Linked DNA regions of Mus musculus: region 2 is linked to region 1. A link is a loop called in an ENCODE intact Hi-C map of the cell type or tissue named here. Cell type or tissue: gastrocnemius. All regions are shown on one strand. Links, peaks and the distances in the headings refer to the core of each region. The heading gives the core; the rest is flanking DNA.

What was found. Peaks named below come from ENCODE experiments on the same cell type or tissue, not always from the same donor. Only the 100,000 strongest peaks of a DNase experiment are listed, where the experiment ranks them.
Region 2: a loop joins it to region 1, with 9 times the contacts of the local background. A loop is called at or near these places in 28 of 42 quality-filtered maps.

What each region holds. Positions count from the first base shown.
Region 1 is chr7:114,016,202-114,027,899 of GRCm38, forward strand. It overlaps Spon1 (spondin 1, (f-spondin) extracellular matrix protein), which reads left to right. Exons shown (of 16, transcript NM_145584.2): 7 at 526-590. Among named protein-coding and RNA genes, the nearest start is that of Gm51454, 14 kb to the right of the region's middle. In gastrocnemius, for the core only: no CTCF peak of the experiment used is centred there; DNase peaks (open chromatin) are centred at 4,262, 4,704 and 5,531; H3K4me3 peaks cover 975 bases; H3K27ac peaks cover 785 bases.
Region 2 is chr7:113,767,703-113,779,400 of GRCm38, forward strand. All of the region lies in intron 1 of Spon1 (spondin 1, (f-spondin) extracellular matrix protein), which reads left to right. Among named protein-coding and RNA genes, the nearest start is that of Spon1, 7.6 kb to the left of the region's middle. In gastrocnemius, for the core only: a CTCF peak has its summit at 6,513 (motif pointing right); DNase peaks (open chromatin) are centred at 6,536 and 7,408.

The sequences.
Region 1 (11,698 bases), core at 3,193-5,692:
TGAGGTGCCCCATAACTTAATGATGGTCTATACACTGTCTAATCAAAATAGAGCAGAAGCCACAAAGGGACTAGGTCGGAGGGCTTTGTTCTGACCTCCTTGTCTGGGGGGAAAGGGTCTCTACAGCAGGAGAGTGGCTCAGGGTGACAAGTACTCTGGTTGAAGGGTTGGCTGCCTTACAGAGTTGGATGACGAGTGTTGGCCTGGTCTCTGTGTCTGAACCCTAAGCTTGTGACTCAGCCCTTTATGCTGAACAAATAGGGAAGTCTAGCCAATAGAGGTGAACTCTGGGTCACAGCTCGATCTCGTGGGGGATGGGCTAGACTAAAGAACCAAGGTGTGACTGAGTGGGATTATCCATAGCCAGACTAGGAACACTCAGTGCCACCTCCTAGTGTAGCTGGCATGAAATGGCTCACAGCACATGAAGAAATAAAAAGGGAACAGACAACCGTCACCGTGCTAAATTCCTCCTGTTGCCAGAAGCCCAGCTCTCTACATTAACCATGTGTGGTTCTCTTGCAGAGTGATGAAGTCCTCACTGTCATCAAAGCCAAAGCCCAGTGGCCAGCCTGGCAGCCTGTCAATGTGTAAGTAGCAAACAGACACTTGTCCTCCCTGTCTCATCCTAGCCTTGTCCTAGAAGCCACTTAGCTCATGGTCACTTAATATTGGTTGTGCCATTAAAGTTAGCAATAACTCTCAGATGAGCAAGCCAAGGAAGTATTGCCCATGTGGGAAACCTTGTCTTCTTGGGACTACAGGTTTGGCCTCTGCTTCACCAGTTCCTCCATCCACCACAGAAGACCCAACTGATTAACCATGGCATGTTCTCTTGAGCTCACTCTAAGCGATCCTGATTCATGGGAAACCACATCTGTACTGGTCTCAGTTCTCAGACCCTCTCTTGTCTCTGTCAGCTATGTCCCTTGAAGAGTTTATCTGCCCTGAAGACTTTGATGGTCCAAGGGGATGCTGCCAGTTTCAAACTATCATAATCCCAGATGGGTGGGTAGATGACCAATTATAGATACTAGATGATGGATGGATTAGACATATAGATAGACAGACAGACAGACAGACAGATAGATAGATAGATAGATAGATAGGATTGATAGGATAGAGGGAGGAGAGAGAGAGAGAGAGAGAGAGAGAGATCAGTTTGAGGAGTACCTTTCCATAGATGGCCCTTATTGAACTTAAACTCCTCGTTTCCAAAATGGAACTCCTCACATTGTCTTCACCCTATTCTTAACTGTGCATGTTGGGTAGTGCGTGCCTTAAGTCCCAGCACTTGGGAGCCAGAAACAGATGGATCTCTTTGAGTTTGAAGCCAGCCTGGTCTACGTAGCTAAGTTCTAGGTTAAGTGGGGCTATACAGTAAGATACTATTTAAAAAGAAAAATCACCAACAAACAAGGAACTCTACTCCTCTTTGTGCGGGAAAACATCTGAGGTGCAGTGGCTCACAAAGCCTTGCGCGGTCTCCTCACTCTTCCGAAAGCCGGTCATTACCTGGCTCCCCCCCCCCCCACCCCCAGCTAGTCAAGCGAGCACCAACCTTTCCTTCCTAACCTGCTTCAGCGCATTCCATAGTTTCCCATAATCCAATTCGTCAACTATGCTGTTATAGGTGATCTGTTAGGAATCCAGACCTGCTGTGTTCCCTCTTCTTAGCATCTTCCTATCCCCAAAATGTGCATTCAGGAAGGGAGGGGTGTCTTTCCCAATCAACATCCACAAGAGCCCAGGTACCTCAGCGGGTACTGAGAGGAATTCTCTCTGTCTCCTCTCATGGTGACCCTGATAAAGTTGTGCCCCCTCTGTGACGGGCCCGCATTTGAGGGCATTGGTCCATTTGAGAGCAGAACAGGAATATCGGACATATCCAGATGACGGGCCCTAACCCACCTCCTCCCTTCATAACAAGATTCCTCAGACTCATTTTCTCACTTTCTAACACACTTCTTTCTTCTAGTCAAGCTTTTAATCAGCCTGAAATTAATAGCATAATATCAGTAATAAATTGACTCTTGTCTCACAATGACAGGAAACAAAATCCGACCTCCGCTTTACCCCGAATCCGTCAAGCAATGACAACCTAAACACTTCATTGATTCAGTCTATACTTATTAAGATCCGAAGAATGGCTCCATCGAGGGGGATGGGGATACTGTGGTGAACGGAACTCTTCCCGGGGGCCTGCAGTTCAGTGGGGAAAGATATTTAGCGAACGTAACCTATATGTAAGGGAAAGTCCTGGCTAGGTCAGGATGAAGAGGAGGATAGCACTTTCAAAGCGTTAAAAGGCTTCTAGTTTCTGCGTAACTAGATGCAGAAATCAAAGATGAGCCCTTGTGTGGAGCCAAGTTATGCAACATGAAAAATTTAAGAGTGGTAGGGTGGTCAGGAGGTTGGAGTAGGAGAAACATGGTCAAGGGACATTATATAGTTGTGTGACAATAGCCTTGTGACATCCAGTCCTCTGTACCAACAGAAGAAAAAGCTTGTTTTCATTTTTATTTTAAAACACTTATTGAAGAGTTTTCAGCAGAAGACTGTGATCAGACAGCATTTGAAAATCAAAAGGCAATAGCCATGTCAAGGTTCCGATATGAAACGCTGAATTAGGTGGGAAGTGCAGGCAGGCAGCTGCACAGAGCCAGGAGAGAGGTGTGGGCCACTTCTGAAGGGAGGGTGGGTAGGAGCGGGGAGCAGACAGGTGCAGAGGTGAGCAGTAGCCCGTCAGGCTGACAGCTGTGGAGACAGACTGAGGGGGAAGTGAGGGAGGCAGAATGGTCAAATGCTTCTCAGGTGTGGAGCTGGCCCAGTCATGGAACTGGGAACCCTGCCATGACTGAGGTCATTAGATGAAGGTTAATGGGAAAGCCCATGAGAGCAGCTCTGCCTATGACATGTTGTTAAGATGCCCTAAAAGGTGAAGGCCAAGTGCCCAGTTAGGACCTAGCTCTGAATTTCAGGGTTCAGAGTCTCTGCAGATGCATAACTGAGTCAAGGGTAAATCAGAGACTGCCCAAAACCAGGGTCACTTGACAGCGCGGGGGTGGGGGGGTGTGGAGGTTAAGAATAAGGCTTAGGACAGAGCCCCCAAGAGCCCCCACTCTTCATGGTAAAGCCTTGGCTTCAAATGAAACCAAAAGAGAACAGCACAAAGGTGCCCAAGGAAAGAGTAGCTCCCTGGAACCCAGGGAAGACTGAGGGACACAGCCAGCTAGGCCCTACCCAGCATGAAGTCAGTCAATAGAGTCACAGACACTAAGCCACTGTGCCCTTCTGCTGTGGGATGGGAGAACCCTGCATGCAGCAGGGGAAACCTTAACCCTGCTGTAGAAGACAAAGTCTGACTTGGTTGTGACGCAGAAGGGAAGAAAATCGAGTTGGATTTGTGTGTGTGTGTGTGTGTGTGTGTGTGTGTGTGTGTGTGTGTGTGTGTTTTGGTGGCTTGGAGGTGTTTTAGGTTTTGGTGACGGGGTTGTTTCTCTCTCTCTCTCTCTCTCTCTCTCTCTCTCTCTGTGTGTGTGTGTGTGTGTGTGTGTGTGTGTGTGTGTGTTACTTCCAACGGGTGAAAGACATGTTGAAATTTGAAAGAAGTATTATATGGGGAATACCTTCCCACACTTTACCTGCCCCTCAGACTTTCTGAGACCCAGTGGAAACAAAGATAAAAAAAAAGGAAGGAAGGAAGGAAGAAAGAAAGAGAGAGAGAGAGAGAGAGAGAGAGAGAGAGAGAGAGAGAGAGAGAGAGAAAGAAAGAAAGAAAGAAAGAAAGAAAGAAAGAAAGAAAGAAAAAACAAAAAATTAATTGATGGCAAACACTCAGTTCACAAACAGCCCAAACCTTTCCACCCCACACTATGGGCTCATTTAGGGAAAGGAATTTTCCTTTGATTTTCCCAAACCCTCTATTCCCCTTTCCTTTCCAAATCTCATTAGGAAGTCAAATTAGGAAGCCTGCACGAAGCCAGGTTTTGTTTTGCACTAACAACCCCGCCCCCCCACCACCCCCATTCTCCCCCCCCCCCCCATCCCCATCCCTGCAAGTCTGATGGAGGTTAATGGGATTCCAGCCTCTTCACCCAGTGGAAAAGCCAGGGTGACCTACTTTGCAAAGCACTGCCTGTTGAAACTGACTTTTTTTCTCAGCAGTCTTCATCCGCATTCCCAGCACCCCTTCTCAAAGGGCAGGAGCGGATGAACGAATCAACGGTGACATGTTTGATTCAATAAATCAAGCCAGAGCCCTGACAGCCCAATGTTCGGGTAGAGACAGGGAAAGACGAATTCCGAGCAAAGCCGCATCCTTCACTGGTTCTTTGCAAACACAAGTGAGAAACAGTTCCTGCAATCATTGTGAATTTGCACTACTCCAGGGTGGTCTGAATGCTAAGAATTACCGGAACTTTCAAAGATATTCATCTCCTGGAAAGGACTGGCATTCCCCCTAAATTATTCCCACCCATTCCTCTTGGTTATCTCTTGCTTAGACAATGGCCGGTGTTTGTGAGATCAGCGGTGCAAAGACTGGGTCTACTTCTCCAGAAATGAAACCAGAAACAGCCCTCGGATTCCGAGGTCCCTCTTGCCTCCTCCTAGCAAGAGTCACCTGGGTCCATCGACGCCCGTGGGGTAGTAAAGGAACTCGGACTTGAGCAGGTGGTAGATCTGCATGTCCAGATGGACTTGGAATCCCAAATACCTTCTGGTTAGAAACTAATGTTGCAAAAACTTGACAAACCCTGATCCGCCAGCACCGTGCTTCAGTCTAATGAATGGCTTGGGCGCCCCCTAGTGGCTTAATAGAGTTCCTGCACTTGAGAAAACAAATTGAGACCAAAGTAAAACCTTTTAAAAACTATTACTAGGTAGGTCTCACTGGTGAGGATTTGTAACTTAGAAGGCAAGGACCAGAGTGTAGATTGATCATAAAATCATCTCTCGCCTCTTTTCCTCTGTGGTATTTTGGGAAGTTTTGCTGAAAATGAGGCACTGTACTGTCAGGAACCAATGAGAAGCCATTTCTTCACAGTTAAATACACTGGTCCCATATTGCAGGTTTAGTAACTACAAGGAAAGGTGGGGTTAAAAGCACTCGCTTCTCTGCCCTCATCCCATGCACCTCACCCTCTCAGAGGTCAGGAAAGACATTTCTTCATGTACATATTTATTTTTAATTTATGTGTGTGTAAACTGTTCATAACTTTACTAGGACTGGGTCTTTTTCTCAGAGATGTGGCTTATCACTGTGTAGATGCTGACACTTTTCAATTATGCTGGATGGGGACACTTTTATGACACTCTTATTTTTCTTGGCACCAGAGGTCTTCTGATTCACATCTTAGGTGCCCTCCAGAAAGCTAGAGGCTTGGTCTCCAGCTGTGGCATTCTTAAGAGGTGATGGAAACTTTAAGACTTGGTAAAAAGGCTCACTGGTGGTGGTGCACACCTTTAATCCCAGCACTCTGAGGCAGAGGCAGCTGGAGCTCTGAGTTTGAGGCCAGCCTGGTCAACAGAGTGAGTTCTAGGACAGCCTGGGCTACACAGCGAAACTCTGGGGCAGGGGAGGATGGAAAGAAGTTAGGCCTGTGGAGGTGTGTGCCTGGAACATCTGCTAGGACCCACCTATCCACCCACCCCTCACCCCACCCCAACCCACCCCACCCCTCACCACCTTCTTGTAGCCCCACCATGGTGCACTACGCTGCCCAGTCACAAGGAAATGTGGTCAGGTGACCATGGATTAAAATCTCTGACACCATTAGCCAAAACAAGTTTTTCTTCTTCAAAGACATTTTTCTCCAATGTTTTGTCAGTGGCAGTGGCAGAAAGCCAGAACGAGAGGGTCCATGGAGACTTTTACATTTTGAAATATTTGTGTATAGATATAATGACATGCCTCGGTGACAGGACCCAAATTTCAGCATGCGACAGGTTGCATGCACACCTTTTACAGGAGAATACGTTTGCACAATATTTGAATGCATCTGCCATTTGCCTGTGACCCATCGTGTGGGGTCAAGCGTGGAACTCCCTATTTGGGTTTCATGTTACCGCTCAGGAAGCTTCAGATTTGGGGGGTTTTAAGATTTGTAATACCAAGCAGTTCTGGTCATTACCCACAAGTGTTAACTGATGTTAATTCAATCTGTTTCTTTTGTGGTTGCTTTTCCTGTTTCAAATCTGAGAAAGGAAACATTTCTTTTCTCTTCTTTTCTTTTTATCCCCACCTTGAAAAGTAACATTTCTTAGTAGACACTTTTCTTAAATGTTTGACATTTCTCTACAGTCTGGATATTGGGTTCTAGAGCTGTATGGTGTTCCTTGCAAATCTGATGTTTTGTTTTGTTTTGTTTTTTTTAGTTGATTCAGTCTGACAGCACTTGGTGTCCAGCCTTTCCTCTCTCTCCACTCTGGCCCACTAATTTCTGTTCTACTTCGAAATATCATATTATTTTTAATTAAATTTGTCATATACTGTGGCATGCAATAAGTCTCCCTGCTTAAAAAAGAAAAAATTCACATGTAAATCTTAGATAAAAGAAAAATAGGCCACCAAATTGGCAGAATGTCATATCGTCGTGGAAGACCTGGCACCTAAGAGAGCATAAATAAGAACTTTTATTAAAGTTCGATTAAATTAAAGAGCCCTGGTTCTGGCTAGCACTTCCTAAGAAAAAGTCACACATATGCTTATCCATTTCATTATTTTAAGTAAGGTTTTTATAAGAGAAATAATAAATACTTTGAAGCGACCTTTAATTAAATTTGAAGGTCAAAGGAAATAGGAAAGCTCCACATTCATTTCCTAGATTAATTCATTTATTTCAACAAACATTTGGAAGGAGCCCATTGCATGGTAAGATCTGTGCCAGGCAAGGAATTGTAGCTGAAATACCCCCAAAATGGCCTCTACTCTATAGACTGGGGAGAAAATGACATTAAACAGGAAATTCTGAATGACATATCAGATCAGTGAATGAAGGTAGGTCAGCGGTGCTAAGCAGTTTGGGAGAATGGGGGAAAATTCCCTCATGGAAGCACTGAAGAGCCTGGGGGGAATTTTCTCGTCCTAGATAAGAGAAAGGGGCAAGTTATATCTAAAGATGCTTAAAAAAAAAATTGTTCCTATATCCTGTGCAGTCAGAATTGCCGTGCTACTCAACTGAGGGCAAGGCGTTTGGGAGTCTGGCTTTTCCATCCCTTGAAGTCTTTAAGCAGCCACACTGGTTGAAAAAGCTTCTGTGAGGGCTGGTTGTTGAGTGATGTCTTAGCTACTTTTCTTGTTGTAACCAAACCCGGTCAAAAGGAACCTAAGAAAGGAAAGGTGTGTTTTTGACTCATGGCTTCGGGAGATACTGTTCATCTTAACAGGAAAGGTGCAATAACCGGACCGTGAGATGCCTGTCACAGGACATCTGCAGCCAGGAAACCCGGAGTTGTGGAGTGAGGCTCAGCTCACTTTTCCTTTATCCCCTTTTGCATTCAGTCAAGGGTGCCAGCCCATGGATGCTCCTTCCCACATTCAGGGAGGTCCTCAATTAAGATCTGGAAACACCTTTGAGAACCTGGTATCCTAGGTGATTCACAAGCCAGTTAAGTTGACATGAAGATTCACCATCACACAAGAAGGTTATGTCTGTCAGATATATAAGTACCAGTTCGTGCTAGGTTGGAGTCAGGGTGGTTCCTAACGCTCTAGATTCCGTAGGAGATTTGTCTCCTTAGGTTGTCACTGTGAATCCTGACACTTGTGGCCTTCAGGAGATGAATAACCGTCTCTGAAATTACATACTTATGGAGATGGGGAGACAGTGAGTGGGGTAGTCTGTGTGGCAATGGAAAGGGGGGGGGAGGGCAACATTCCCAAAGGATGTGAGACAGGCACTGCAAGACAGAGCAGTCACTCAATACAAAGCTGAATGGGTAGCGCCACAGTTCCCAGGCTGTAGGATGGTGGTAACACACGCCTTTAATCCAGGGCTTGGGAGGCAGAGGCAGGCAGATCTCTGAGTTTGAGGCCAGCCTGATCGACAGAGCGAGTTACAAGAGCTAGCAAGTCCAAGCTAGGGCTATACATAGAAACCCTGTCTCTATTGAATGAAAGAGAAAGAGAGACTGACAGACAAACTGCTGAGGCTAGAGAGAGAGCTTAGTCAGCAAGCCAGAAAAGTACAAGTTCAAATGTTAGGTGTAATACCACATGCTTATGATCCCAACTTAATGGAGGGAGAAATAGGTGAATGCTTGAGGCTTCCTAGCCAGCCAGCCTAGCCTACTTGGCAAATTCCAAGACACAGAAATCTTATCCGCCCCCACCCCTGCAAAAGGACAGCTGGACAGCACATGAGAAACCACACCTGGGGTTGTCCTCCAGCCTCTGTATATACACACAGACATGTTCCCAGCACACATGCACATACTCTTTCTACACCTGTGCATGCCACATACACAAAGAAGTTATTGGAACCACTGACCCACAATCCAGAGGAATTCTCCCATCTGTGCCTAATCATACAGAAAGACAGGCATGTCTGCAGTAGGTATCTTAGTCACTGTCCTATCTTCATGACAAAGCACCATGTCCAGGTCAACTTATAAAAGAAGCATTTAATTGGAAACTAAAAGGCTAGTCCATGGCCATCACAGACGGGAGCACACTGCCAGGCAAGCACAGTGCTACAGAAGTAGCTAAAAGTCCTGGTCCAAAAGGAGACAGAGAGAGAAGGACTGGGCTTGGTGTAGGCTTTTGAAACCTCAAAGCCCGCCCCAGTAGAACACCTCCTTCTACAAGGCCACACCCCCTAACCCTTCCCAAACAGTTCCACTCTCTGGTGACCAAACATTCAAATAGATGAGCCTGGGGGGGGGGGGGGCTATTCTTATTCAACATACGCAGGTGGGTAGTCTTGAATAAGAGCTTTGAGACCCAAATGGTGAGCAGGATCTTCAGGACCAAGAGACACTAAGGCCAGTTCAGTCACCACCAGATACACATGTATTCAGTTAGCTCACCAGGGTCCTCCATACCTGGGGAACACTGGCAAAGCCAACTCCTAAGGAGCTCCTAGCCTAGAAGGAGAGAAAGAATTGTGAGGAAGCCATTACAATGATAGGACTGGCTACAGAGGCCTGCAGGGCATGCAGGAATAGATAGACTGGGGCTCTTGCCTCACCCAGTGGGTCTGAAAGGCTCCTAGACAAAGTGACACATGAAAGGCTTGAAGGAGAAGTAGTTTCCAACCTTGAGCTGCAGGAAGACTACCTATAGAGCTTGCTGAAACCAATGGCTGGGCCCTACCCCAACATCCCTAATTCACCAAATTTGTGTGGAACCAGTTAACCTTCCTTTTGATAAGTTCCCCAGGGATGCCAAGGACCTACACTTTCCAAAGTACAGAAACAAATGCCACAGCCCTGCTCCTAGGCTGGTGTGGCCAGGCACAGGGAGTCTCTTGGAGAGTGGACTTGGGCAACATCATCTGGCCCTTGTTCTCCTGCTGGTGCTGAAGCCCCTAGACAGGTAACAACTACAGTGACATCTACTCAGAGAGGTCTCGCCCATCCCTTCTCTGATCTCACAGGGAACCCACGGTGCTTTTCTCTCAGCAGCAGAGCAAGCTGAGAGCTCAGCCCAACTGCTCCAGACTACAGGAATTTCAGATTTTAAAAACTGAATAACGGGCTGGTGAGATGGCTCAGCGGTTAAGTGCACTGACTGCTCTTCCAAAGGTCCTGAGTTCAAATCCCAGCAACCACATGGTGGCTCACAACCATCCTTAATGAGATCTGATGCCCTCTTCTGGAGTGTCTGAAGACAGCTACAGTGAAATACATATAATAAGAAATAAATAAATCTTTTAAAAAACTGAATAACATTGATATATACATAATGAGATATCTCAGGGATGGAACCCAGGTCTAAACTCATTTGTTTCATATACACCTTATTGCACAGCCTGAAGATAACTTTGCACAATGTCTCATTTAATTCTTTAAATTAGCATACAAAATTTCATTACGAGATTTTCATGTAACTGTGTCACGGTTTGTTCAAATTCATCTCACTCCACCATTATCTGCCCCAGTGTTCCCTGGTACATCTCTCGCTGGTTCCTCTCAGCTCTGGCCTTCTGCTTTCATAGCACATGTAGAACTCCTTCATCTTCCCTCCCACTTACGATTACCTCATCTTTCCTCATGATCCCCTTTCTAGTTCCATGATCTACACACACACACTCACTCACTCACTCACTCACTCACTCACTCACTCACACACACACAAGAGCACACCTAATGAGAGAAAAACTGCAGCATTTGTGGCATTTGTGACTTTGGTTTATTTTGTTTAACATAATGAATGCTTTCTGGTTTGGTCCATTTTCCTGCAAATGTCATGGCTTCATTTTCTTTACAGATGACTAAACCTCTTGTGTATATAAGTTACCTATTCCTCTGTTGGTGGACATCTAGACTGGTTCCATTCACTGGCTATTACACCTTTTCTAAGAATTTTGTACATGCAAGTATTTCGTGATTTTCCAAATTTTCTGTTTGTGGCATTGCATCAGCACCCAAGCTGCTTGGGATTTCAGAACATTCCAGCTTTGGGGGTTTCAGAATAAAGATCTAAAAATGTTAAACCTGAGATTATAATCATAGCAGAGGTGTCAGGCACTGGAGTAAGCATGGTATGCAGGATAGCTGGTTCGTTACTCACTGTAACCCTCTGATACAGTCACATGATACCTCTCTTAAAGATGTGGGTGCTGGGTTTAGCAAGCAAGAGAACCCGAGTTCAGATTCTCCGTATCCCATGTACAAGATGGGCATAGCTGTCTGTGCCTGGAAGCCCCATACCGGGCAAGCAGACACAGGTGGATCCTGGAAGCTCGCTAGCCAGTGAGTTGGGCCAAAATGGGAGCTTTGGGTTAAGTGAAAGATGATATCTCAAACAATAAGGCGGAGAACTATAGAGGAAGACACCTGACATGGCAGAGGCACGTGCATCCACAGATGTGTGCGCATACACAACACACACAAAGGTAGGTAGGTAGGAGGTAGGTAGGAGGTAGGTAGGTAGATAGGCAGGTAGGAGGTAGGGAAGTAGGGAGGTGGGTGGGTGGATGGATAGATAATCTTTAAGTGATTTCATATACAAACAGACAAGTCTGAGTTTGCTCAAGGTCACACAGTTCTACGGGATGATATCAGGGCCTCCACTAAGCTCTCCTCCCTTCCGCCTATTGGTTGGTTTCATGTCTGCCAAGAGCCAATGGTCTAATTCTGTGGGTCCCACCAGGTCTGGAGTCATCACTTTCTGGGTCAGGTGAGGGTAGGCAGAAGCAGCAGATCTCTACAGAAGGCACAGGGTCTCTCAAAACAGCTAAGGCTGACCAGCTACCAGATGGTGTGAACAGACCAGTTGGTGAGTAGCCAATGAATCCCCACAGCTAGCAGCCTGATGCTCCAGTCATGCCAAGCTTACTTTAAACCTTGGCACCTGCTACCCATGTCTCCAAGCTCATTATGTGCACTTTCACTTCCCCGAGACAAAACAGGGTCATAATTCTACTCCCATAGAATCACCACGAAGGGAAAATGGAATAGAATTGGTCTGTCGCCTAGAATGTGCTAAGAGAATGTGACTCTTCCTCCTCGGTCCCTTCAGTGGGCCACCTCC
Region 2 (11,698 bases), core at 5,224-7,723, 250 kb before region 1:
AAGAACTGGGCTTCCAGCTGCTGCCTTCCTGGTTCCCCCAGAGAGTTGCGAGAGGAAATGGTTGGGAGCACTGGGAGAAAGTTTGGGGCAGTACCAGACCCAGCGACTGCACTTCCCAGAAAGTGGCTTCTGTTTTCCTGGTCGGGTTGGTGGAGTTGTAATTCTCCACTCCAAACTATGCACTCAGGCTCCAGGCACCGACTCCCTCAGCCCCTCAGCCCTTGACCAGGATCGGCTTTGTTCCTTAAGGAGTCCACAAGATCCTTCTTTCCGAAGAAAGATGTTGGATTAAAAAAAAAAAAAAAGCTCCCAGCCAGGGAGGAAGCACACAGCTTGGTGAAAGGAGTCTCAGACCTGGCAGTGCAGGACAAACTGATACTCGCCTAACCTGGGGCAGGTCAGACCAAAAGGCAAGAACGCCTCAGGGCCCCCTGCACACAGTCCTGAGTTAACTGGGAAAGCAGAGGGAAAGGGATGACTGGGAATGAGAGGGCCTGGGTTTAGCAGCTGTGTGACTTCGTGCAAGCCATTTGATTTGCCTGAGCCTGTTTCCTAGCCTGGAAAAAAAAAGCTGTGTTCTCATACAAAGGTGAGTGTGTCAAAGAGACAGCAGGTTCCCAAATATTCATTAGTTTAGGTAGAGTGACTTTTCTTTATTGACTTAAAAATGGGGGTTTTTTGTCTCCGCTCATTGCATTCAGTGTGTGCTCTCTTCTGGTTGAAAAGTTTGTCAACATTCCTCCAGTCCAACTACCAGAGAACAAATGGTTGCCCTTTTCTGGCTCCTCATGAATTTATTTAATGAATGAGTGAATGGTGATTTCTTCATACTTGTCTATGACTATTCTTAATTTAAACCCAAGAAGAGGGCGCTCTCTCTCTCTCTCTCTCTCTCTCTCTCTCTCTCTCTCTCTCTCTCTCTCTCTCTCTCTCTGTGTGTGTGTGTGTGTGTGTGTGTGTTGATTTTGGCTAAGCAGGAACATCCTGGAATCCCCTCTCATACCAGTCCTGTTTGGCTGAGCACACACTTCAGCGCTGGGAGGGAGGCACATTCCACAATCACATGTCCAGAGAAGTTCCAGAAGTTTTAGGTAAAGCCAAGGCCTAGCAGAGATGACCTGAGACCAGACCGGGGCCCTGGACTATACCCTTGAGTTTTGAAATATGGTGATACCTGCTCAGGCTGTAGGTGGGGATAACGTCTTTACTCCCTCCAATGGCCAGGATATCTTGAAATAAAGACCTAGGGAGAGGCATGCTAAAATCTTCTGGGTAGGTGTTCTGTAATTAACACAGCAGTTTCAGAGTTATAAAGAAAAGGCACTAGCTTAGTTTGTGACATTTCCCATTAGATTATAGTTCCTTACAATATCACATTAAAGTAAATTTAGTGTCTTCTCCTAAGTGCCTTGACTCAGGTTTTAGACATTAACATCCCCTGGTGTTCCTCTTGCTTTTTAATCCCCTCCCCCCATTTCAGCATCCATCACCCATCACTGTCCTTGGAATCAATGACTCCTTCTCCTCCCTCCTATCTGTGCCCTTTATTTCAGTCTGTCATCCAATAGCATCTGTGCCCCATTGCCCCCCACCCCATTGCCTTTGGCTATTCTAGACTTGAATAAAAAGGTCCCTATTTTAACAAATTGAATCATGGCGCTTCTTCCCCACAGCCTGGGTGAGTTTGGGGCGGTCATTCAGCCTTCTCCAACTAGCTAGTGCGGGTCTGACTTCCTTTTCTCTCCCACCCCTGCTCCCTACCCTCCCTCCCTCTTCCTCTAGCTGCCCCCCACCCCAGTGCTATAATTGTGCTTTAGAAAGCTCTGAAAGGCCCGCTCTGTTTCTGACCAGAGCCTCCTTTGAAAGGCGATTACAGTGATTAAAAATAACAAGTTGAGGATACTCCAGGGGCTTCTCTTCTAGGGCGACAGTTTACAGAGCCAGCCTTTCCCAGATCACAATTTCAAGCCAAATAGCAGGAAATCAGCTGAAATGTTCACGAATTGATTGAAAATCAAGGAGGCTCTTTTGTCTGAGCAAGGTCTGTTTATTGGGAAAATAAAGTCAGGCTGACGAGAGTGTCTTTTTCTAGATGCTCTTTAAAGGGGAAATTTCAAGGAACTTGATGGGAAAAGAATGTTCAAGAGATTTCAAAAGCTAGCCCAACTGCAGGCATAATTGGGGGATTTATTCTACACCCAGAGGGTTGGGGACCTCCAAGGCAGCTTTGCCGTTTCTTCTTTGTCCCAGTTTGGGACACACACTGCCAGTGTGAGTAGGGACCTCAGCCTGTTAGAAAATACATAGGATTTCATGATGCAAACGTTCATGATGGGATTTCTTCATAGTTACTATGTGACTGCAGGCAATCCATGACATGTCTCTAAACCAGTTTCCCTGTCTGTAAAGTGAGGGCATTTGGGGGGAGGGCACCCCCAAAGCATCATGAGGACCGGAAATAAGGATTAAAGAGGTCAGCACACAGTGGGTACAGCGTGTATGTTTGTGTGTGCACATATATAAATACACAGAGATACATGTTATGAGAGGATTCTAACAACAGAGAAGACGTTGTGCTAACTTCTCCTCACTCGGCTCCCTTGTTCCTCACAGTCCTGCAGTTTATTCTGTTCCTGTTTTATAGATGAAACTGAGCACCAGAAAGGCTCCTCACAGTCAAAGTGTGAGACAGGACCCAGCTCTTCACTAGTCCTCTATGCCAACTCTTAACTGACTTGGGAGTAGAAGCAGTTTACTGGGCTAGCCTCAGCCTTCTGAGTAGTGAGACTTCCTTGAAGGGGAACTGAGTCAACAAATTTTGGCAATCACACCAGGGGACACAGAGTCATAAAGCAATGGAGTCTTCCAGCACTTCCTCCTTCTGTCTTCCTTTTTAAATAGACTTCAGTATTGCCTTTCCCCATAAGCAGAGGTTCAGTTTAGGCCATGCAGGACCTCCTCAGTCTTGAATGGATTCTCTTCATGAGAAGGCAAAGTAGGTGGGGGACAAAACCTAACCTGATAAGTTGTTTCATTTACATGCAGTTGTTTTATAACTAGGCTTGCAGATGCTTGTATTTGAGCATAATGTATGTAGGAGCTGAGAAACTTAAGCTGGGAAAGACCCTCTTAAATAAATGATTTCTTTTGTTGTGGTTTGCTTTTCTAAAGAGCGATCCCATCTCTCTCCTGTTCTTGTATTATTCCTTCCTTTTATTATGTGATTTTTAAACTCTAAATTATTGTCCCCCTTTAATAAACATTTACTTCAAACTGATAATAAAAACCAAAGGATACCGTGCACGTGCTCACATCCCAGGCATCAAAAAAAAAAAAAAAAAATAGCTGAGGGAGGAGGATCATAAGTTTGAAGACAACTTCGAGATATATAGTGAGAACCTGTCTGGAAAACTCAGAAGGGAAAACAGAATTCAAAAGTTGCCTCAAGTCCAATGTTTAAAGATTATAAAGGTTGCTTATGGCTTTGTGTTTCAGGCAGTGAGGAAACATCAAAACATATAAAGCAAGGCATATCTAATTTAAGTTTTTCAAAGTTTACAACCTGAGCGCTTTCTCAAGCCCAGGTAAGCCCATCCCAGCCGACTCTTTTAACCGGAACCATAGGCTAGCAGGAGATACAGGTGCCCGGGAAGTTTACTACCACATCACTCATTTACAGTCTTTACAGAATAGACATAACCAAGCTAAGAGACCCCCAAACAAATGATTTCAGCTGAGATCAATGGAAAGCCAGCCGAGACTTCACAGTGTCAGGCAGGAACCCAGGCTCCTTCTGCCTCATTGCTCTTCCCTCTTCTAGGTCTCTGCTAACCAACAGGTAGCTGCTACCACAGCAAGACCATTACATACCGTATGTATGATAGTCTGAGATAAGATATGCTGGAATGTTATTGAAGGGGTCATGTGAATTCGTGCATGGCTCTTATTAACAACTTTCAAGTGGATCCTATATTAAAATGAAATATATATATATATATATATACATATATATATATATATATATATATATCAGTCAAGTTAAAGAGCATATGTTGCTAACATTAATTTCACCCATTTTACATATGTGTCTTTCTATTGGATGCTAGCCAACACAACTGAGCTTCAGGTTGCTTTATTGGACCTCTCTCTCCAAGGATCATTGTAGCCAACTTGCTCTCACATCCAAGCTCCATGTAGCATATCGTGTTGAGGAGAGGGGTTTATTTTATTTTTTTTTAAGATTAAGGAAAAATAGATTCGGGGGAACAATCAGTAGAATAGTGTTTATCAATCTGTGGGTTGCAACCCCTTTGGTGTCAAATGACCCTTTCACATGGGTCACCTAAGACCAGCAGAAAACACAGACATTTACATTCAATTCGTAACAGTAGCAAAACTTCAGTTATGAAGTCGCAACAAAGATAATTTTATGATTGGGGGGGTCACCATAACACGAGAAATTATATTAAACAGTCACAGTATTAGGAAGGTTGAGAACCACTGAATTAAAAAGTGCTCTGTTTTCTTTTTTTAATTGCTTAAAAAAAATCTTTGTGTTTGAGTGTTTTGCCTGCATATGTTATGTGTACCATGTGCATGCAGTGCCTGCAATAGCCAGAAGAGGGCATTTGATCCTCAGGAACTGTAGTTAGAGACAACTGTGAGCTAACACGTGGTTGCTGGAAACCAAACCCAGATCCTTTGAAAGAGCAGCCAGAGCTCTTAACAGCTAAGCCACCTCTCAGCCTGTCCCAGGCTTTTAATGAAAGTCATACTCCTTCCATGAATGAGAATTCAGTGAAGGGTTTCTAGATGGGCTCTGTGCAGCTCTGAGCTGATGTTCCGGCTGAATCCATAGACAGAGAAAGAGGTATAGGACATGTGTTTGTAAGTATGTGTGCGTGGTTTGTGTGAGTCTGTGCATATGAAAATGTTGTCTTTATGTAAGTGTGCATAGGCAGCCTATTCCATCTTACTTTTCCCTCAACAAAGGAGGAATCAGAAAAAAGAAAAGGAAGGAAGGAAAGAGGGAAGGAAGAAGTAAAAAGACCAAGAAAGCAATGGCCACGTGTGGGATGAGAAAAGAAAAAGCCACAGGGTAGACATTCAGAATAAAAATGAACAAAATAATTTGAATGCAGTGACTACCTATCCTACCCAAGGCTGAGATTCGAGAGGCATATGGAAAGTCTAAATCACTTAAGTCAAAATTATCCCTTCACGATCCCTTGAAACAGTGCATTGCATACACCACGGAGAGCAGCCCCAGTCTGGTCTGATTTATGTGCCTCTCCAAATATTTCCATTAGCGGGGAAGAGAAGGAAGCTGGCATTTCTTGGTAAGTCCAGTGCTGTTCTCCCTCCAGCACTGGAAGTGATCTGCGCTTCTTCAATTGCAGAGAAAGCTCTTGGTTTCTCCTCCTTAAATACTGGCAGGCAAGTAAGTCCTTACCATGTGATTGTGAGGGAAACTGAGGCCACGTGGCATGCTCAGGAGCATGCAGTTAGTGGAGTGGAGTCTACCTACCTAGAGTCATGCGCGCGTGTGTGTATGTGTGTCTGTGTGTGTGTGTGTGTGTGTGTGTCCCCACCTCATCTCTTTCTCTAATTCATCTACCTCAGAACATCTAGAATTAGACTCTCACAAAAACTCCATAAGATGCTGGTAAATCTTTGCTGGCATAAAATGTCCCATCTTCCCAAAGGTCTTCTGAGGCTCAGACAGGTCGAGGCAAGGAGTGAAGCGCCCCCCTACAGGCCCCCCGCCCCAAGTCTTTTGCCAGCAAGCTCCAGGTATCTGACATGCTCAAACTACCATGGAAATTTAGAGAAAGGATGGCGGCACGCAGGTTCTAGGGTTTACAACTTGTGTGAGAGAGATCAGAGGAGACTTTCAGGAACCAGGCATCCGGTGGAGTTGGGGGAGGGGAGGAGGAAGTGGGTGGAGCTAGAATCAGGATCCAGTTGAAAATAATGGCCAGGTGCTCTGCGCCGCCCCACCCACTTCTCCTCTTCGCCTCTCTGGGCTTCTTAATCACTCTCTGAAAGCAAATGGGAAGAAACACCAAGGGACATAGTTTTGCTCCTAGACTTCCATATGACTGATTCATCCCCTCTAAGTCTTGGGTATTAAGTCGCATCTATAAAGAGGCTTCTCTGACCACCACTTTATGTTTCCCATTGGGTTCCCCCCCCCGATTTATTTTCTTCGCGCCCTGAAGCTCTCTCTGAAATAATCATGTTTATCATCTGCCTCCTCTATCTAGAATATGCGCTTTATGAGAGCAAAGCCCTTGTCTTTCTTATTTTATCTCCAGTACCCAGAATTATGTATGGCCAGCAGGCATTAAATCATTATTTGTTGGGGGGGGGGCGCCATTTAAACCCAAAGGTTCCGGTGTAAGATCTGCACCCTCTCCTTCTTAGATCAGCTAGACTAGGGAAATCATATCTTCCTCGACCGGAAAGGTGAGCACCAGAGGATGGCACTGGAAGAAGTCAAGGCTGTCCAGAGGGTGGCAGCAGAGAGAAAGAACAGCTGTTGCCCTGGGACAGGCTGGAGGTGGGTGACCTGCAGATGCATGCAAGGAGAGGGCGACTCTTTGAGAGAGGCTGCAGAAGTGAGGAGCAAGGCGACAGAGGGTAACAGGCAGAGGGAGGGGCTGCTAGCCCACACCTGCGCTCTCAGAGCAGACACTCAAGCCCAGACACAGACTGTTAAGGTGAATTTTCCTGAAACCATCTGTAAGGATTGGCAAACCCAGCAAAGGATTGGCTTTCAGGACTATATATTTTTTCTTTTCTATATTTTCCATTTCCTATGCTTCCCCAACACCACCTATCTTGTCTTCAGTCTCAGTATCCCACACTATGGTCCTATTCTGTTCCTGAGGAATACCCTGTTTCCTTTATACGTCAGTGGCTTCTGGAATTATGTTATAGTAAGATGAAACTGAAGAGCACACCTCTGGCATACACTCAGGGCTGGTACGATCCTCTGCCTTGGTGACGTGGAAGGGGTGCAGAGGACAACCAAGAGCCCCTTTGGGCAGCAACGCTCACAGCCTGGAGAAGTTAGAGCTACGCTGACCTCACCGTTCTTCTCAGCTGCCTCCCATTGGACGTCCACACATCCTCAGTCCCTTGATCTTTGAAATCACACAAAATAAGGTGTTTCCTTGGCCATATGTCAGCCCTTGCAGTGCATATGGGTAAATAGCGCTCTACCCTGGCTTCTCTTCTGACTAAAATGCCATGTCCTATTTCTTCAGTCATTCCTATGGGAGACATTCCTTCTTCCTGTGCTTTGTACTCCAGATGTGCTCTGATAGGGACAGAATGGTTTTCTTCCTGTCCTGGACACTGTGTGTGTGTGTGTGTGTGTGTGTGTGTGTGAGCTTGCCAGGGCTGTGTTTGCTTTCTTGGCAGCCCCGTCATGCTCTGGAATCACGCTCAACCTGCAGCCAACTCTGATGCTTGCTAGTTTCTTGGAAGGTTGCTGTGCTTCCTAACTGCTATGGGTTGTGCATCTATGGATAATATTTCCAAAAGGTCTACAGGGGCTTTGGTCTCCAGGATGCTGCTGTAGGGAGGTGCTGTAACCTCTGAGGAGATGCGGTCATACCTCCAGTCTCTCACCTTCTCCCTAATTCGTAGCTCATGTTCTGAGCAGATTTTCCTACCACATGCCCTTGCCATAATGGAGAACTCCCACAACAGACCCCAAACCATGGTGCCATGAGACCCTGTGCTATATCCCCAAAACTGTAACCTAAAATGACTTGTTTCTCTGCTAACTGTCTCTGATGCTGTGTTACTGTAAGAGAAAACTGGTAGATTAGCCTGTGCTGTGACTGGTCAGCTTGGAGAGGGAATTGTGACAAGGTCTTGTTTTTCTCTATAAACCTAAGCCAGCCTCTAACTCAGGAACCTCTTGCCTCAGCCCCCAGCCTCTGAACTGAGATTATAGGCTTGTGTGCCCCACCCCGACCCCAGCCCCACCCTGAACATATTTGATGTGCTTTCCCATTGAACTTCTAGCATAATTTCTGGTCAGTCATTCATGATTCTGTCACAGGGAGGTTTACCTACATAATGTTGTTTTAGACTAGCCACAGTTCTTATAAACAGGCCTAATGAGCCTTTATCTAAACTGCTCGTTGGAATCTTGAGCAGACTAGAGCTTAGAACTGAGATCATAGCCACCCTTTAAGGTCTTTGCCTAAAGCTTACATCTGGTTCAGCACTTTGAAGTAAACATCCTGTTGTCACCCCAATGACATTTGTCAACTGATTGCCATCTCCCGGTCACTCACCCCAGTATACTTATGAATACAGTTTCCTAGGTCTTATGGTGTGACTCTAAAATGCCCCTTGCGGTTTTGTGTACCTAAGGCCTGATTGACAACCAATGGTCTTTGAGGAAGTAATTGGACCCTGAAGACTCTGACCTAATTAGTGATTGATTCACTGAAGGATTCATGATTTAATGACAGCATAGGTAACCATATGTTCTCATTGCATTTCTGTTGCTATGATAAAATACCCTAACCGCTCGCTCCTCCAAAAGAAATTTAGGGGAGACAAGATTTTTTTGGCTTACAAGTCTAGGTTGTAGTCCATCATTGTAGGAAGTTAAAACAGGAACTTGAGGGAGCAATTCATGTCACACACATTCAAGAGCAGAAAGAGAGTGCATGCATGCATGTTAGTGCTCATGTAAGGCTAGGTCTCTCTGGTCTTACACAGTCCAGGGCCCAAACCAGGGAACCCTGTTGCCTACTTTGTAGCTGGGTCTTCATACACATTGGTTAAAGACAATCCCCACAGACACGTTCACTGCCCACCCTGATCTAGATAGTCCCTTCCAGAGACTTTCTACCCAGGTTTTGGGTTCTGTCAGAATTAACTCTCACAGCCTGGTCAGATAAAGCAGGTCACTGGATGTTCCGGAGGAGTGAAAGGAAAAGTGTGGGCTCAGATCCTCAAGATGGAAGGACAGAGGGCAGGGACTCAGGGCAAAGAGAACAGATAGAGGAAGAGGGAGAAGGGGGAAGCGAGCAAAGGAGAGGGGAGCAAAGGGGCAAGATGGAGGGACAGAGGGCAGGGACTCAGGGCAAAGAGAGCAGATAGAGGAAGAGGGAGAAGGGGGGAGCGAGCAAAGGAGACGGGAGCAAAGGGGCAAGTGCAGGGGGGGGGGGGTTGTCCCAGAGAGAAGTGGGACAAAGGACTGCCTCTAGATAGAGGGAAGACAGACTTGGCATATAGGAAAATGGCACGTTATAAAGATACAAGGATGTTAGGATAGGGTGTTTAATTTTAATTGGCCATGTTAGTTAGGTGAGCCAAAGGGGGCTTTTTATTGCTGGACTTCAATACTTTGAGAGCTGGACCTTGGTTGTCAGCCTCAGGAGAAGGAAGTGGCCAAATAAAAATGTAATCTAACATTTTAGCAAGGTCGTGGGGGGGGGGTGTTGCGGGGGAAGGGCAAGCCATGCTTGCCACATTCAAGCTGGCCAGAGTCGCTTCAAAGAATCTGTCTTGTCTATGTGTCTATGTCTCCTCTCCCTCTCCCTCTCCCTCTCCCTCTCCCTCTCCCTCTCCCTCTCCCTCTCCCTCTCCCTCTCCCTCTCCCTCTCCCTCTCCCTCTCCCTCTCCCTCTCCCTCTCCCTCTCCCTCTCCCTCTCCCTCTCCCTCTCCCTATTCTTCCTTTTCTCCTCCCCCTCCCCCTCCCTTCTCTTACCCCCACCACCTGCTTCCTGGCTACCATGGGGGTAAACAGCTCCTTCTAGCTTGGCTTCCTCCCCTGATGCTTTTCCCCTGCCACAGGCCTAACAACAGTGGAGCTAACACATGCAGATGGACAGAATCCTTAGAAGCCATGAACCCCAAAAGAACCCTCTCCTTTCATTGGTTTTCCTCAGGCATTTTGTCACAGTCTCTTAGACGGCACTTAGACGGCTGGGATTCCTACAGTCCATGCAGATTTGCCTATGCTTTGCTTCCAAGTCAGTCAGGAGCTTTTCATTGCAACCAATAGGACAGCATCAATTAACCGGGACAAGGGACAGGGCACAGTGATCCCCATATTTGGGCAGCCCAGAGCTGGGTCTGGCTTTAGGCATAAATGGAGCTGGGAGCACAGACTCATCGCCCATCTGCCTACCTGCTCCGTGTTTCTTCCCCTTCCCACCCTTCCCTTCCACCTGGTTTGCTCTCTTTCATTCTTTATCTATTAGCTGGGCTTCCGGCTATTGCCTTCCTTATTTTCTTTATTATAAATAAATTTTCTCCAAATGACAGAATGGCTATTTGCCAACAACCTTTAGTGAAGACTCTCTTGGCTAGTTCTGTGACTAAAGAAGGGCCCCTACCCTTTAACTCCAAGATGAAGCATCCCAGGGAAGTGGGTCCTGATCAGCTCAGCGTGAGGCACATCCCTGGAGACTAGGGCACGGAGGCAGACTGGATCTGGGCTCAGTTGATGGTGTTTATGGAGGGAGACAGGGGATTGGCCACATGGTCAGGGTAGGAGGACCCACAGGGGTCTCCTTCAGTTTCCTATCTTCGTGTGTATAGCCTGACATACTGCTGATCTCTCAAGAATAGCTTCTTATTTGTGCAAGTCAGCCATCTATTGCAGTAGCAACGTGTCTGAGACAATCAACTTTCTAGACAAGATGTTGGCTAGCATCCATTCGTGGTCAGGTGACTCTGCCTGTCTTGGCTTGTGGCACCATAGCATATTATGGTGTGAGAATGTGTCACCTGGGGATTCTTGTTTGCTTCATAGTAATGAGAGAGAGAGAGAGAGAGAGAGAGAGAGAGAGAGAGAGAGAGAGAGAAAGCGAGCGACAGACAGAGAAACAGAGAGACCGAAAGGGGAAGAATGAATACCCACAGTTTCCAAATTGCCTATGAGAACACAAAAAAAAATTTCCTCCCACCGATCCCAACCTCCTAAAATTTCATCATCCTCTTCATAGCCCCAACACATGGGCCTTTGGGGACATTCACAGTCCAAAGTCCAGCACCATTCTGCCTCATTTTGTGGCCATGTTGTTCAGCTCAGGACATCCATCAGTCTCTACACTGTACTGTGAGGAGGTGACACAGAGGGAAGAGAAGGAGCCTTCATAGTGACACTGCGTATGATTCATACGCATTATCTCCTCTAATCCCTGAAACAAATCCACAAGCTGATGACTGTGATCTCAATTTCATGGAGGACACTGATTTATTTTTTAATGTGTTTTATTGATTTAGCAAACATTTTTATGGGATCACGATTATTCATTAGCTAGCCTAATGACAATACAGGTACACAATATTCCAGCTGGTTTACACATAAGGAAAGCGAGACAAAGGAAAGTTAAGTGCTTTGCCCAAAATTGTACAAAATAAAAAGAGGAGAATTTGGAACTAGGCCTTTTAGTTATTTCCGTTGTATAGAGATGGCCTTTACAATTTTCAGGGTGTACAGTCTCACTTAGAATGGGCGCGCGGGGGGGGGGGTCATCTCCACCTGAAAATACTGAGAATATCGGCTGCTGAGGGGCATGTAAAGAAATGGCACAACCTAAGCCCACTGGCCACACTTGCTCACGCTGGCTCACCAGCCCTGCTTTCCTGTCTACCCTTCCCTGGCAGCTCTGCCCTAATTGGCTGGGTAGAGAATGGTCCCCAATTTCTTAATGCA